Linked DNA regions of Mus musculus: regions 1 and 3 are each linked to region 2. A link is a loop called in an ENCODE intact Hi-C map of the cell type or tissue named here. Cell type or tissue: left cerebral cortex. All regions are shown on one strand. Each heading gives the region's core, and the rest is flanking DNA. Links, peaks and the distances in the headings are about the cores only. Region 1 has its middle 21 kb from the start of Heyl. Region 2 holds the start of Mycl (v-myc avian myelocytomatosis viral oncogene lung carcinoma derived). Region 3 overlaps Trit1 (tRNA isopentenyltransferase 1).

Evidence for each region. Peaks named below come from ENCODE experiments on the same cell type or tissue, not always from the same donor. Only the 100,000 strongest peaks of a DNase experiment are listed, where the experiment ranks them.
Region 1: it touches region 2 in a loop (2.8-fold over the local background); 2 of 42 quality-filtered maps call a loop at or near these places.
Region 3: a loop joins it to region 2, with 5 times the contacts of the local background. A loop is called at or near these places in 5 of 42 quality-filtered maps.

What each region holds. Positions count from the first base shown.
Region 1 is chr4:123,251,804-123,257,318 of GRCm38, reverse strand. No RefSeq gene overlaps it. Among named protein-coding and RNA genes, the nearest start is that of Heyl, 21 kb to the right of the region's middle. In left cerebral cortex, for the core only: a CTCF peak has its summit at 2,527 (motif pointing right); DNase peaks (open chromatin) are centred at 2,536 and 4,856.
Region 2 is chr4:122,992,492-122,997,976 of GRCm38, reverse strand. Mycl (v-myc avian myelocytomatosis viral oncogene lung carcinoma derived) reads right to left here and starts at 2,046. Exons shown (of 3, transcript NM_001303121.1): 1 at 1,827-2,046; 2 at 959-1,463. The coding sequence starts at 1,907. In left cerebral cortex, for the core only: CTCF peaks have their summits at 670 and 2,499 (motif pointing left); DNase peaks (open chromatin) are centred at 1,206, 1,408, 1,990, 2,472 and 1 more place; H3K4me3 peaks cover 2,339 bases; H3K27ac peaks cover 1,385 bases.
Region 3 is chr4:123,050,982-123,056,496 of GRCm38, reverse strand. Trit1 (tRNA isopentenyltransferase 1) reads right to left here. Exons shown (of 11, transcript NM_025873.3): 9 at 4,322-4,431; 10 at 3,896-4,013; 11 at 1,548-2,374. The coding sequence ends at 2,205. Among named protein-coding and RNA genes, the nearest start is that of Gm46868, 27 kb to the left of the region's middle. In left cerebral cortex, for the core only: a CTCF peak has its summit at 3,148; DNase peaks (open chromatin) are centred at 1,869, 3,072 and 4,028; H3K27ac peaks cover 1,524 bases.

The DNA of each region.
Region 1 (5,515 bases), core at 1,018-5,017, 260 kb before region 2:
AAAATAATAATTCAACTGTGGTATGTTTATACAATGGAATATTTTTAAACAAATGAAAGGAAATTATTAGGAGCCAGAGAGATGTCTCTGTGGGTGAAGTGCTTGCTGTACAGGTACAAGGACCTACCCCTCGCTGCCACCCAAAGGTCAGGTGAACACCTTGCACTCAGCACCGAGGAACAGAGACAATCTAAGGGATGGGGCAGGATGGCATTTGCTGGCCCAAAACGATGAATTCTAGCTTCAGTGGGGGGCTAGCAAGAAGGCTCAGTGGAGCCGGGAGTGGTGGTGCACACCTTTAATCCCAGCACTTGGGAGGCAGAGGCAGGAGGATTTCTGAGTTCAAAGCCAGCCTGGTCTACAGAGTGAGTTCCAGGACAGCCAGAGCTATACAGAGAAACCCTGTCTCGAAAAACAAAAACAAAACAACAACAACAAAAAAGATTTGGGTTTTTGAAAACTTTATTGTCATTCTTCACTTTAGGTAAAAAAAATCTCCCAGTTTACCATGGGGAGTTAACTTTGTGCAGAAATTAGCACCCACATTGAACTAAAAATGTTAAACTTAATTTTCTTCTGTTTATTTAGAGAAAACAGCGTATTATATATGTAAGGTGCCATCTACACGGGCTTGAACACAGAAATATATAAGATAGTCTCTAAGTGAAACAGAGATATGTTTAGGGCTATATCAGAGACTATTGCAAATTCTATCCTAACCGCAAACCAAAGTTCATCAAATGTAGCTTGTTTCTGGCTTCTTTGTGGGTTCTTCCTTCTTCCACCCTTCTCCACCCTTTCAACCCCCCAGTCCCAGATAAGAGAGAAGAAAGGATAGAGGGGAAAGGGGGGCTCTAGCATTGACACACCCTCTAAAGAGTCTGGGGAGTCCAAACATTACACAATCACAGAAACTATCTGCAGCTGGCAAAATCACTCCCCTGCTAGAGCATGAGGCAGATCATAGCTGCTGCCGCTCTGTGCCTCACACTGGTGACTAAAACAAAAACACATATTCTTAAAAATATTTCTGTGTATTTAAAAGAACCCAAATGCCAAAGTTGTCACTACAATCAAACTTTTGTTTGTTTTCCCTGCATAGCCTTGGCTGTCTTGGAACTCATTCTGTAAAGAAGGTTGGCTTCAAAAATCACAGAGATCCACCTGCCTCTGCCTCCTGAGTGCTGGGATTTAAAGGAGTGCACTGACACCACCACTACCTGGCTGAACTTTTTGTTTTCTTTCTTTTCTTCTTTCTTTCTTCTTCTTCTTTCTTTTTTGTTGTTGTTTTGTTTTTTTGAGACAGGGTTTCTCTGTGTAGCCCTGGCTGTCCTGGAACTCACTCTGTAGACCAGGCTGGCTTCGAACTCAGAAATCCGCCTGCCTCTGTCTCCCAAGTGCTGAGATTAAAGGCATGCGCCACCACCACCTGGCTTTCTTTCTGTTTTTCAAGACAGGGTTTCTTTGTGTAGTCCTGTCTGGCCTAGAACTAGCTCTGTAGACAAGGCTGGCCTGGAACTCACAGAGATCCACATATCTCTGGCTCCGGAGTGCTGGGATTAAAGGTGTGTGCCACACTACCTAGTCTGTTTTTAAAAAGACTTTACCCAAAAGCTCAAACAGCCATTGGGTTAAAAAAAAATCTTATTTTAAAGTTTTATTTATTTTTACATTTATTTATTTATTTTATTAGGGATGACATGTGCATGTCACTGCATTCATTTTGAAGTCAGAGGCCACCTTTATGGAGCTGGTTCTATCTTCCACTGTATAAGTCCTGGCTGTTGGGCTTGGCGGCAGGCCCCTGTATCTGCTGAGCCTTCTTACCAGCCCCTCATTTTATATTTCTTTATATATATTTTATAAGTGTATATGTTCATGTGAATATATGCCATATGTATGTGGGTGTCTGGAAGCCAGAGGTGGGCTCATCTCTCTATGTTCGTTCAAGGGCCAGCCTGGATATATATATATATATACCTAGTCCCTAGGACAGCCAGGGCTAGAGAGATTTTTGTCTCAAAAAGCCAAACAAATGATAAGCAAAACCCTCTCAGACACACACGGAATAGTGCCAGAACAAACATTTGGATACTTCACCACTATACAAAGCTGATATGAACTCAGTTAAAGCCATAGTTGGAGTTTAAAAAAAAAAGATTTGTTTATTTATCATATATAAGTACACTGTAGCTGTCATCGCCACTGTGTGGTTGCTGGGATTTGAACTCAGGATCTTCGGAAGAGCAGTCAGTGCTCTTAATCGCTGAGCCATCTCTCCAGTCCCCATATTTGGAGTTTTAAATTTCTTTATGAGCTGACTGTATGTAGCCTGTTACTTGGGATGTTGGCCGATAGCAGGGAGATACAGCCACGAGTCATCCATCCAGCTGTGAGGGTGAAGAACAGAGCTCAGCAGTGTGCCCACTGTTCTGTTGGCACGTGAAGCTCAGGTACGGTCAATGCATTTATCAGGATAAACCAAGAGTGCCTATAAATCAGTGAGCAATTATGTTATTTTGATGGACCACTAGGGGGCAGTAATGGATAAAGAACAGGCACATAGGCTATGAGAAATACCCCAATCGTTTAAAGGATTTGCAGCTAAGCCAGAATTTGATCCATAACCCATTTTATAACTTATTATTTGTAATAAATCATTTATTAATATTGCATACTATTACAGTTTTATAATACAGTTAGTAGTCACACACAAAGAACTCGCTGGCTTTGGAGACTCATTGCATTCCCAGTGCTTGGGAGGCTGAGGCATGAGGACAGGCCAACCTGGGCTACACAATAACTCTCAGGCCAACCTGGGCTACACAGTAACTCTCAGGCCAACCTGGGCTACACAGTAACTCTCAGGCCAACCTGGGCTACACAGTAACTCTCAGGCCAACCTGGGCTACACAGTAACTCTCAGGCCAACCTGGGCTACACAATATCTCTCAGGCCAACCTGGGCTACACAATAACTCTCAGGCCAACCTGGGCTACACAATAACTCTCAGGCCAACCTGGGCTACACAATAACTCTCAGGCCAACCTGGGCTGCAGAGTGAGACACTGTCTTAAAAACCAGAACAATAGGGTTGGAGGGATGGCTCAGTGCAGTGGTTAAGAGCACTGACTGCTCTTCCAGAAGTCATGAGTTCAATTCCCAGCAACCACATGGTGGCTCACAACCATCTGTAACAGATCTGAGACCCTCTTCTGATGTGTCTGAAGAAAGTGATAGTGCACTGAGTACTCACATACAATAAACAAACAAACAAACAAACAAACAAATAAATAAAATCTTTTAAAAAATGTTCTTTTATAAAAAAGCAGAACCTGGGCGGTGGTGGCACATGCCTTTAATCCCAGCACTTGGGAGACAGAGGTGGGGGATTTCTGAGTTTGAGGTCAGCCTGGTCTACAAAAGTGAGTTCCAGGACAGTCAGGGCTACACAGAGAAACCCTGTCTCAAAAAACCAACCAACCAACCAACCAACCAACCAACCAACCAAACAAACAAACAAATAAATAAAATTAAAAAGCAGAACAATATGTGGGGCCATGGTGGTGTACACCTTTGACCCCAGTACTCGGGAGGCAGAAGCAGGTGGATTTGTGTGAGTTCAAGGCCAGCCTGGGCTACAGAGCTAGTGTCAGGACAGCCAGAGCCATACAAAGAAACTCGTCTTGAAAAACTGAAACCAAACCGAACCAAACCAAACCAAAGGAACACTGAACACCCCTGCACACACCCACCCCCCCCAAAACCAGAATAGCACAAGATAAAAAAGAAAAGAAAGGAAAATTTCCTATCACCTGAAGGATTCTAAGAAGAAAAACTGACAAAAATGAGGAATGTTGAGGTTTTTATTTTATTGTTGTTCTTGGTATTATTATCTGAGGCAGTGTCTCCCTATGTAGCCCCTTCTGGCCTGGGACTTCCTATGTAGATCAGGCTAGCCTTGATATTGCAATAATATTCTTGGTATATTCTTAGTAATATCTTTGGTATATTTTTAGTAATAGTCTTGGTATATTCTTAGTATGCCAAAACCAGAGCGTAGAAGGCAGCTGGGAGTGCTAGGATGCTGGGGCTTGAGGGAGCACACACGAAAGTGGGTGCTGTTAGAGAATCCTATACCGAACGGGCACTGAGGAAAGTCCAAAGAACCCACAACAGGATACCTGCCTGCAAGGAATGGCAGAGGCCAGTGTCACAGGACACCAGAGCAATTCAAAGACGGAATGACTAGGGCTTGCTGGCACACTGGCTGTGGGCTGTAAGAAAGAGGTTCAAGGGGTTAGAGAGATGGCTCAGCAGTTAAGGGCAGATGTTGCCCTTGGAGAGGACCTGGGTTTGAATCCCGCCAGTCATGTGGCAGCTCAAGTGCTTGTAACTGCAACGCCTGGGGATCCAGTGCACTCTTCTGGCCTCTGCAGTCACCAGCCATGCCTGCATGCATGGGATGCCAATGCTCATACATATAAAACCTCGCTCTCTCAGAGAGAGACAGAGACAGAAAAACGGCTGTTCAAGGGCCAACTCTAGAACTTTTTATGCTTGAGCAACCGGAAGGACCAAGTTGCTGTTTCCAGAAACCCTGAAGGTCTGAAGACTGCATCAGAGGAACCAGATCTGAAGAGACCTGGCGTGTGGCTTTGGGCATGGTCGTCTGAGATGCCTCTGAGTTATTGGTGGTAGGAATCCACGTCTGTGCTCGGGAGGCTAGGTACTGGCTAGGAGGTCTCAATCCTAGCCTTGCTTCTGACCATGCAGGGAAGTTGCCAGGGTTTGGCCTAGGGCTTTTGTGTTCCTCCTTTAGCACTTCAAGTGCTGGCCTGTGTCCAAAGCCACCATACAGCACCCCACACAGAATCTCAATAAGACCCCTGTCTAAGGGACTGAGGCAGAATGGATGACACCCACGCATCTCCCTGCTGGTCATGGCACGGGGCCAGGTGCTTCGGACCAGTTATTCACATACTACAGGGACAAAACTGGAAATCCCCAAACCTGGTTACCCATGAACTCAGTCTTGAGTGAGAGCCTGACAGGGCTAGGAGAGTCCAGAGAAGGCACATGGTTCCCCTATGCCAACAATGATTGATCAAGTTTGCTTCTGGGTTTTAGCCGTCTTAAGAAGGGACAAGAGTGGGCTGGTGAGGTGGCTCAGTGGGTGCAGTGTATGAGTTCAACTCCAGGAACTCATGTAAACAGCTGGGTGTGAGGTTCCCACTGTGATGCCAGAGCTCCTAAGGGGGGAGGGGGGAGGCAGAAATGGAAGAACCAGCTAGAAGCTGCTCAGTGCAGAGCAGCAAAAGAAATGAGAGAGAGCCTGCCTGAAAAGCAAGGTGGAAGGAGCAAGCTGATCCTGACCTCCCCATGAATGTGATGCATGCACACACACACACACATACACACACACACACATGCACACACACACACATACACACACCACACACACACACATGCACACGTACACATACACACACCACACACACACACACACATGCAC
Region 2 (5,485 bases), core at 1-4,000:
GGGGGGGGGGCTCAGAGGCTAGGGGAAGAGCAAGGTGGTCTGAGCTCAGTGAAGACTGCTCTTCATCAGTATGGAGGGAGGCCTGGGGCGCTACGACCATTATCTCAATACCAGAGATGGGACCGAGCAGGAATGTTGAATGTAGAAGAGCAGCCGAAGCCCACAGATGTATTGGGCGGGAGATTGGATACCTTCCTAAGGCCAAATCAACAGGCATCGTGTAGCTCTTCTCAAACAAGCTATGAGGAAGACCCTCTAAACACCAAGAAAGACAGGGAAAGGAGTTGGGAAAAGAAGCGACTAGACAGCAGGAGGCTGGGGCTCACTTGACTGATTTCCTGTCTCTAATCCTCAGTTTTCCCATCTGTTAAGAGGAGCGTTTACTCTCCCTCCACCTGTCTCACTAGTCACTAGTGATGGGAAGTAGTAAGGACTGGGACTGGGGTAAGAGAAGAGAATTAGCAATTTAAAGTGCAGCAGGCGGGAGATGGAGGTTTTCGAGTGGAGGAAGGCTTTTGGTTCTGCTCAAAAGGTATCTCAGTCTTTTCTCCCTTAGGGAAGTGTGAGTTTCCCAGGGAAAGAGGCAGCAACAAAAAAGCTTCAAGCTTGGAGTGACTCTTAAGGGAACCCTTTCAACCTCCCAAGGACAGAAATCCCCTACAGTCCAACCCGAGTATTGTCCTCTCTAAGCGCCAACCCTCACCAAGTCGCCCTGGTCCCCTGGGGCTCCAATCACCATCAGAGGGACGCTGGCTCCCTCCCCACTTCTCCAAACTGTTTACCAACACACCCACGTGCCAGACAGACACAGCTGGGGGCTACACCGACAGCTTCAGTCAGAAAATGGGGAGGTGATGGGAAGGTTTAAGATCTAATGCCTGATTTCAAACAGCGGTAGATAGAGCTCTGGCCACCCAAGGGGTGCCTCCCTCTTAGCTAGCCCCCGGGTGGTCCTTACCAGAATCGCTGGGGCTCTCGGACCCGGAGCAGGCCTGAGTCTTGGGCTCGCCCAGCTGACATTGGGTGGCGGGCGCCGGGTTACTGGCTTCCAGACTAGGAGTGCCGTCCGGGGTAGCGGGCGCTTTGGGCGGGTTCCCCCGGGGCGCGCCTGGGGCCAGCCTGTCGCTCACCACTCTCTCCAGCCGTTCTCGGGCGGAGAAGCCGCTCCACATGCAGTCACGGCGAATGATGGAAGCATAATTCCTGCCCCAGGCTTTCGAATGGCCCCGAGATTCCGCCTCGTCCCCGGCACCCCCTCCAGGCCACGGCTCCCCGGGATTAATCCCAGAGGCTGGGTCCACGGCGCCGGGACCGGAGCCCCAGGGCGGCGACGTGGGGGGCGACGGCACCAGCTCGAATTTCTTCCAGATGTCCTCGCTGGGCGCCGTGGAGCGGTAGAAATCCTCTCCGCAGTCATAGTCGTAGAAATAGTGCTGATACGAGTCGAAGTCCATGTCCGCTCCCTGCGGGAGGGAAGGGGGAGACGAGCTGACTGCGGTGCCCGCCGAGGGAAGAGGCGGCTCCGAGTCCCTCGCTGCAGCTGGCTGCGGGGCTCTGGTCTCTCCCCAGGCCCACCAGCTTGCAGCCCGCGCCCTGGTCCCTGCTCCTGGGAAGCCTGGCCTGGGGTCAGCTCGCTCAGGGCAGCTCGCAACGGGCCGACCAGGCTGAGGGGAGCGAGTTCAAAGCAAACTTTGCCAGCACCGCCCGGAGCTCAGCTCCGGGGGCACAGCAGGGCCGGGCGGGGGCGCGCTGTCTCGAAGGCAGTCTGCAGCCTTGCAGCCCGCCAGTCCCCTGGGGACCCCTGCCCGGGCCACCCGCAGCCTCACCTCGCTCCCGCCGCCCGCCACCTGGAGCGGAGCGGCTCCCCGCCGGCTCGGGGAAGCCCGGCAGCCCGCACACACACACATGCGCGCCACCGAGCGCGCGGCCCCGCACTCACGAGCGCGCCCCCCGTGCGCGCGCCCCCCGCCTCGCTCGCACACGGCAGCCAGGACGCTCCCGGGATCGACGCGGGAGCGCGATCTGCAGGCGCATTGTTTCCCGACTGCTTTATATCTCGTCGCGTGCCCGGGGCTTGGGGACCAGGAGGGGGGGTGGTCCCTAGGAGACAAGCCCCTCCCCCTCCCGCCCCTCTCTCCGCTGGCGACAGGTGGGGCCGGCCCCACCTCCTGGCTGAACTGGTCGTTTCTATTCTATCCCTTGAAGCTCCCTAATAAATTGTACGCTGGGGAGCGCAGAGCAGAAGAGCTGATGCAGCCCCGCAGTCTCCTGGTGGAGGCGTGACTGTTCGAGAGGCTCCCGCGGTCCAAGCGACTTAACTAAAGCGGCGCTCCGCGCCTACTCAGAGCCAAGGACTAGAGCTGCTCCCTGCCCCACCCTGCTAGTCTACTTCCCGGGGCGCGCCCCACCAGGTTCAGGTGCGTCCCACCCATGACAGAGGAGGTGGTGGTGGTGATGGTGGGGCACACACTGCACCTCCACCGCGCCACCTGGTGGCCCTCGGCCCTGAACCCAGGCTTCTTCAACCCATTGCTTCAGTAACCATTAGCCCATTCTTTAGCTCAGTGGCTTAAACCTTGAATAGCAGTGAAGATTCCGAGCTAGAAAGCCTGCAGTATATATAATCCCTCGGAGCCCCAATTTTACTTGTGAAATGAAGGAATGGTAATGACTTCACAGGATCGCCGGGCTGAATTTGTTTACTAAAAAGATAGAGCACCTTAGGAAAGGACATGAGAGAATTCGAACAACAGCAGCTTTATCCCTGGGGAGGGTAGTGAGACCTCTGTCATCCCCCAGGTCATAGCTGACACTTGACCCTTCCTTCACAGCCCTGCCTCCCAGAATTCATCCTCCACACAAAACTCTCCTAACGGCTGTTTTAGAGATAGGAGTGTAGGGGTGTGGAAACTTCATTCAGGCCCCTGTTTTGTGCTTCCTAGCTGTGGGATCAAAGTGTTTGAAGTTTTGCATGACATCCCTGGCCGAGACGATGGAGATATATATATATTTCCTTTGTGTTATCATAAACAGGCTACCTTCTGAGAAAGGAAAAGACTAACTAATTTAGGTCCAAGGAAGGTAACTTAGGATAGCAGCCAATTCATCTAGAATCCTACACCTGGCATCAAGGTCTGGTGTCTGGTTGTCTGCCATCCTTCTCTTCCTCCTACTCTTTTTGTCTAACTACTCAGAACTACAGGCTGTTGCCATCCTAACAGACTGAAGCCAGAAGGATAAACACGTCCCGTTGTTTTGGGCCAGGGAGGTGTGAGATGACCCACGAGTTGGGTGAGAAGACAGGGGGTGTGTGTGACTCTCCATTTTCCATTTGTTGTGTCTAAGGTGTGTGTAGGACATCCTTGAAAGCAGGAATTGGCTCGCTTTGTAGTCCCTGCACCTAGAATGACTTCTGGCAATATTTACGCACTGGCTTCCTGAGTGACCTAGCCAACCAGATTTTATTGAGACGGCCTGTATGCCCTGCTCTGTGCTGTACTGGGAGGCCCAGAAAAGGCTCCTGATTTGGTTGCAGCCTTGGTGCAGAGGGATTAGACTCCCTTTCAGGGTCTTGTTGTCAGGCATGCAGATGTCTGTGGTGGTTGCTGCACTTTCCGGGGTCTTGGTCACAATAACAGAAACCAATGTAAGCAGGAAAATAACTTTTAAGGGAGATATTGTTGCATAGAATTCACAGGAGGCTTGGAATCTATATTTGGAAAATAGGCCTACCTGAGTTGTTCATTTTGTTCTTTTTTTTTTTTTTTTGAAACAGATTCTCACTCTGTTGCCCAGACTGACCTCACTAAGGCCAGGTATGATGGCTCATGCCTGTATTCCCAATACAATCTTCTTCTTCTTCTCCTTCTTCTTCTTCTTTTTAAAGATTTATTTATTATTATATATGAGTACACTGTAGCTGTCTTCAGACACACCAGAAGAGGGTATCAGATCTCATTGCAGATGGTTGTGAGCCACCATGTGGTTGCTGGGATTTGAACTCGGGACCTTTGGAAGAGCAGTCAGTGCTCTTAACCGCTGAGCCATCTCTCCAGCCCCAATACAACCTTCTAATGCTATAATACAAGGGTGTTCCAATTCCCCACTGGAGACCATCTAGACTATTCCCTGATTAAATATTCTAATGTAGTAAGGACACAATGGCATACACCTGTAATTGTAGCTACTTGGGATGCAAACTACAGGAGGATCATTTGAGCACTGGCCAACTTGTTGCAACCCCGTCTCAAGACTAAAATGACGGCAGGGCAGTGGTGGCACACGCCTTTAATCCCAGCACTCGGGAGGCAGAGGCAGGCAGATTTCTGAGTTCGAGGCCAGCCTGGTCTACAGAGTGAGTTCCAGGACAGCCAGGGCTACACAGATCACCCCTGTCTTGAAAAACAAAACCAAACAAAGCAAAAACCCAACAAAAACAAACAAACAAACCCAAAAAACCAAAACCAAAAACCAAACAACCCCCTCCCCCAGAAGCCAAAAATAAAACCAAACCAAACCAAACAAAAAGACTAAAACGATTTTTCTTCAGGGGTGGAAATTGAACCTAGAGTCTGATATAGGCTTGGGCAAAGGCTCTACCCCTGAGCCATATCCCCAGACCAAAAGTATTAATATAACTAAGAAAGTATTGGCATTAGGCCAAAGGTGTGGGCCTCAGAGAAAGGCAGAAATTATGGAGAGCTGCCATGGTAATCACCAGCAGTGAACACTATCAAGATCTCGCTGGGTGCAAAAAGCTGATCCGGAGACAGGGAAGATGGAGGCATCATTCCTTGAAGCCAGCCAGTTCATCCCCCACCTTACCTACACTGGCTCGCTCAGCAGTTCTCTGAAAGCCGTTTTGCATCCCATGTAACCCCACCTACAGAGAGAGAATGCACTCAGCAACAGAGAAATCCAACGTGCTCCAAAACCTCACTTCCCCTTGTAAATTAATGAATTGGCATCTGATTTGAAATAGCGGTCTCATGAGCCTGGTTAATGTGTGTCTGTCTGTTCCGAGGAGACACTGTAGCTTTTAGGACTGACAACTGTGGTTTCTGAGTTAATGTCTGGACCCAGAATGGTGATAAATTGACCAAGGTAACAAATGCTACTCTAGAGACATCTAAATTATCTGCAGTTTTGTTGTTGTTATGTTCTAATTCATACACACACACACATACATATATATCCATACATTCACTATATATACACATTATATATATATTATACATACATATACGTACATAGTATATATATGTATGTATGTATGTGTATATATATATATATATATACACACACACACAGATACACACATAGTGTGTGTGTGTCTGTATGTGTGTCTGTATGTGTGCTGAGGGTATGTGGAGATCAGAAGACAACTTGTAGGAGACAGTACTCTTCTTTCACCGTGTGGGTTCTGAGAATTGAACTCTGGTCACCAGGTTTTGCAGTAGGAGTTTTTACCCACTGAGCCATCTCA
Region 3 (5,515 bases), core at 927-4,926, 58 kb before region 2:
ACTCACACACACACACACACACACACACGGGCATGCATGTAGAACAACTCTCTGCCTTTTAAAAACAATTACCATTGTGTAGGTGTGTATGGTGTATGTATGGTGAGAGTATGCAGACATGGGAGCCAGAGGGCAACTTCTGGGAGTTAGTTCTCTTTCTCCCTTATTGAGCCAAAGGGTATCTTGTTTGTGCATGCTACATACTCCAGGCTAGTTGGTCAGAGGACTTCTGGATGGTTCTCTGGGCTGCTGCTCCCATCTCTCGGGAGTTATGGATGACAGGTGCTCACACTGCACCCACTTTTATATTGGTACTTTTACCTGATGAGCCACCTCACCAGCCCTCTACCTTGATCTTTTTAAAGACAGGGTCTCTCAATGAACCTGGATGTTATGGATTGGCTAGGCTGGCAGGCAAAGAGGTCTAGAGTGCTGCCTTTTGCTGTTCTTCCTTCTCTGCCTCCAAGTGCCAGGGACCAGAAATCAGATCCTTGTCCTTCTAAAGTAAATACTTGACCCAAAGTCTCTGACCCACCACACCCCCACCTCTACTGACAGTGCCTCTCACTTGTCTGCTAGCAGCAAATTATACTAGGCTAGACAAAAGGAGGCACAAGATAATCCTGTTTCTGCCTCCCTAGTAAATGAGATCAGAAGCATATTTTGTGTTAGAGATGGCTCACTGGTTAAGAGCACTTGATGCTCTCTCTTCTAGAGGGTCTGGGTTTGATTCCCAGCACCACACAGCACTTCACAATCACCTGTAACTCAAGCTCCAGATATCAGATGACAGGCAGGCTTGTGGTGTGCAGTGATATCATCATCGGTAGGAACAGCAGCACGTTGCCACCACGCCAGGGTTCTTCTGTGGGTTCTGGGGATCTAACCTGGGTCTCATGCTTATGTGATGTGCAATTTACAGATCCAATTTGTTTGTGTTGTGTGGGGATTGTTTTGGTTTCAATATATAGTCAAGGCTGGCCCTGAATACATGATTCTTCTTACATGACCTTCCAAGGTCTGGGGTTCTAAAAATTAAGTACAACAGAGATACTCTTTTTGTTGCTGTTTTTGAGACAGGGTTTCTCTGTGTCCTGGAACTCAGTCAGTTCTGGAACTCACTCTGTAGACTAGGCTGACCTTGAACTTAGAGATCCATCTATCTCTGTCTCCCGAGACCTGGGATTGAAGGCCTCCCTCGGCATTCCTGTCTACACTGGTTGGTATCAGAGATGGTCCTCCACTCCTCACAGAGTTCTCAAATGGAACTCTGGGGATCTTTGAGGAATGTAAGTGTTTGGTATACAGCTACATCTATGATGAATATGGAGTTTGAGAAAAGCCACCACGAGGCATTAGTGGTGCATGCCTTTGATCCCAGCACTTGGGAGGCAGAGGCAGGCAGATTTCTGAGTTCGAGGCCAGCCTGGTCTACAGAGTGAGTTCCAGGACAGCCAGGGCTACACAGAGAAACCCTGTCTTGAAAAAAAAAAGAAAGAAAGAAAAAGAAAGAGAAAAAGCTACCAAATTGACAATGCAGCATGCTGTATAGAAACTATAGGGCGTTTACAATCTTTTTATTTACATTTCAAAAGAATCTATAGATTTCTGCCCTAGATGAAGAGACAGCCACCATGCACAGGAGCAGCTCAGCAGACTCTGTGTCTTTTAGTCTTCAAGATCCAGGTCACAACCACCTCAGCCTGACCCCCTCTTCTGTAGATTCACAGAGCTGGGAGAGTTTGCTTAATCATCTCTCTGCACTACTCCTTTCTGCCGTTCTCGAGTCCAGAGCTCCTGACTGCGCCTTACAATACTTCAGTCATCTACAAAAGCATCTGGAAACGAGCTATTTTTAGCCAGCGCCAGGGACAAGAACGCTCTTTTAAAGGATGCACTGAATCTTGGTATTCACCACTAAAAAAGATCCTCAAGTAGAAAATGTGCGATCTGTGCCTCGTTCTAAAATAAAACCTTTAAGGTTCAAAGAAAAAAATCCCACTCTGAACTACATCATTACCAGACACAACAGGCACACAAGGAGCTGAAAGGCCTGCTGTTTCCACTGCAGACCACAGCACAGAATGAAAGAAGATGGTGGGGCCTTCTGCCCAGCATTCCTCAGTCCAGGCGTGGGAGAGCGACACTCCCCTCCCTCCTGGGCTTGATCCCCACGTCTCTGCAAAGGCCACTAGGCATGTCTCTCAAACACTGGCCTTCAGCTCTTGATTGTGCTGCCCCGAGGATTCCCCCTCGATGCGTTCCGGGTCACAGTCTGGGGAATTACTTTGACTTCCTGTGGCACTGACAGCGTCTAAGTCCAACCTTCTTCTTTTCTTCAATTGGTGCAAGTGAGATTTGGATTTTAAATGTGCTGAGAAAACAAAGGCCAAATAAACAAAAAGTCATCAGGGTTTTCTAGAATTAATTAAACAAAAATAAACAAACAAGAGCATTTAAATATAACTATTCAGCCTTTTAAACTGTCAATAAATAACAGAGTAGACACACATTTATCGCTATTTAAGACGGTCTTACTAGGTAGCCCACACTGACCTCAGGCTTCTCCTGCCTTCACCTCCCAAGTGCACGGCTCTAGGCCTGTGCTGTACATTGGCTAAGGCTCTGCCAGCAGGTTTGTTACATGAACTCCCTGGTCCTCTCACTTTTACCCAGTGACTAGTTCATATAGGCTCATTTTTACTATCCTGCTCTGCAAAGAAACCTCCTTTGGGAACACCTAGAGGGAGGGATGATCAGACTAATTTTCAAATGTATTTATTTACTATTTGTGTATATACATGGGGGGGGAGACTTGTGAAAGTGGAAGGTGGTTCTCCCTTTACCATGCTGGTTCCAGACATTGAACTCAAGTCACCAGGCTTGGCGACAAGCTCCTTTACCCACTGAGCTAGGCTAAATTCTTCTACACATATTAAAAGCATCACTAAAACAAGGTCTGAAGTGTGAGTGTGGCAGTGTTGAGAAGCTGAGAGACTTTGTGTGGGACGAAGAGTCAGCTTTCTTCTCTAACCAGAGCGTAAGGCAGCCCTGGGCTCTGGGCTCCTCTCCACGGCAGCAGGGGATGGGAGCGCGGACTCGACAGATGGCACTACAGAAGGCTCACACAGCCAAGCTCACAAAGGCTCCCCCCAAAGGACAGTCAACAAATCGAACCACTAAGTTTCCTTTACAAAGCAATCAGACGCCCTCTCTCTCTTCCCCTTTCATCATTATACACCAACAACAATCAGGGCTTCTTCTGCTGCTCGGACGGACACACAGCCGTCCCAGTCTCTGACAATGGGGTGCATTTTGCCAGAGATGCCAGTTAATAGACCTAATCATTGTATGGGGTGATATGGAGAGAAACATCTACTCTGAGAGTCCCAGCGAAGCACACTCTGTGCAGGCTTCCTGCCGCTGGGCAGGCTAGCACAGGCTAGCTCTCACTGCACTTCTTCCCATCTTCTGTCACAGTCTGAGCCATCACCAGTTCAACAAGTTATCTAGAGAGGCTGAAAGACCTCTGGGCCTGAGGAACCCATGATGCCTGCTCCCTTCCAGCTGTGCTTCCGCTCCAAACTAGCTTGCAGGAGTTGCCTAAAATAACTTTATTTCTCTGTCCCACAACTAAGTTCTACACAGGAAAGGCCAACAAACTTCTCTCAATAGAATATTCCTATTCTAGCTGCATCTGGAGGACAACGGTCTTCTGCATGTCAGGCTACAGAGGTAATGCCCTAGTCTGGGAAAGGTTCTCAGGAATCTGTCCTGTTACAAAGCTGATTCCAGCATTCAATTATTAAAGACGAAGTTTTAGAAAGTGTGACACCCCCACCCACCCAAATATATTTCCCATGACCCTCCACACAGCCCCTCATCTGCACTCTACCTGCCCATTCCCGGTCCCCAATGATGATCCGGTCACAGAGGTCACACATGTGGTAACTTCTCTTGTTCTCACTTTCATTGTATGCCATCTTCACTGGCATGGCTGTAGGTTTGTGACCCTAAGAGAAAAACAGGCAGGGGCACTCAATGCAAAGAGATTTGGGGACAAGTCTTTGATGTTAAAGAGAATGGGATTTTCCCAAGATTCCTTTTTCATCCCCCAGAGAGCAGGTGGGCTGTTAACAGATTTTAGCAACAACCTTTCTAAATGTGAAAGCAAAAACAGGCTCCAGAGATGTAACAGCAGTAAGCCCTGCTGCTTTATCCCATTGAAAAGGCATTTGGCTCGCCAAAATAGCTGCAAAAGTGCCAGTAAAAGACAAGACTCTGCAAACCTGATCATAGGCCATGCCTCCTTAATAGTCACCTGGATGAAACTTTGTACTATATTGAGAGCAGGTTCCAGAACAGACTCCTCCCACTTGGAAACATCAGATACTTCTAAGCCATATACCGGGGGGACACTGGGCCCAGGTCCTAATGACGACAAAGAAAAGTTGTGAAAGTCTGGCCTACAAGTTCCAATCTCTTCTGTTTCTAAGACTCTTAAAACCCTCAAGCAGAATGCACGGGGCCAAAGGAGTGACACTCTGACTATGCTATGATTCTACTATAAATATGAGCCACAACCTCAAAGACCCATAGCCTGACTCACAGGCAGGAAACACGAATGACCATGTAAACAGGGACTTAGGTGCAGAGTCTTCGATCCGTAAGGAAATCAAAACGGAGTAACAGCTCTGGTGAGTACTAGGTGGGCTACTGTGATACAAAGACAGTACTTTATAGGAGGAACTAAGCTAAGAGGTTTGAGTAAGTGCCTACTCTATTAGCCTTGGGGCTGATCTAGTTAAATCTCACCCTGCCCTCCATGCTCTTGGGGAGGAGTGTCAGAGAGTCATGTGGCCCAGCCCTGACTATCCTCAAACTCACTATGCACCTGAGTTAGGTCTTAGAGCCCAGACCCTCCTGCCTCTCTACCTTCTAAGTGATGGGATTACAGCCATGTAGTACAACACCAGGTTTCCGAACACCTTTTTTAAGAACCATATATAAAGGATGAAAGCCCACTCTGCGGTAAATACTTCCGAACAGACATGAGACTGGAGGGAGAAGGAAAAGACCCCACGCATCTGAGCACATCAACCGTGCTGTAATACTTTAGCTACAGTTCGCCTCTGCATTCCACAGCCACACTAGACTGCCTTCCACAGCTAGGTGAAGTTAGTTACCTGAAGGCAAGAAGCATTGTCCCATAGACAAAAAAATATCAAAGGCATCAAGATGCCAACGGCTGGCAGGTGCTGGCCTTTTGAGTGTGCCAACCACAAATAAGATTCTCCATAGACCGGACTGGCCTACACCTGCCGCCACATGGAAAGGTGAGACCAGGAGAGCGCAGGCAGCACCCACAGCACACCTGGCCTTAGTCAAGCTCTGCACCTGTTTCTAGGCCACTCTACATTTCCCTTTCTCCTCTAAGTCCTTTGTTGGGCTTCTGTGCCCTGTCTAAGCACCTTTCAACAAGTTCTCGGCTCCCAGCTGCTATTTCTGGCTTGGG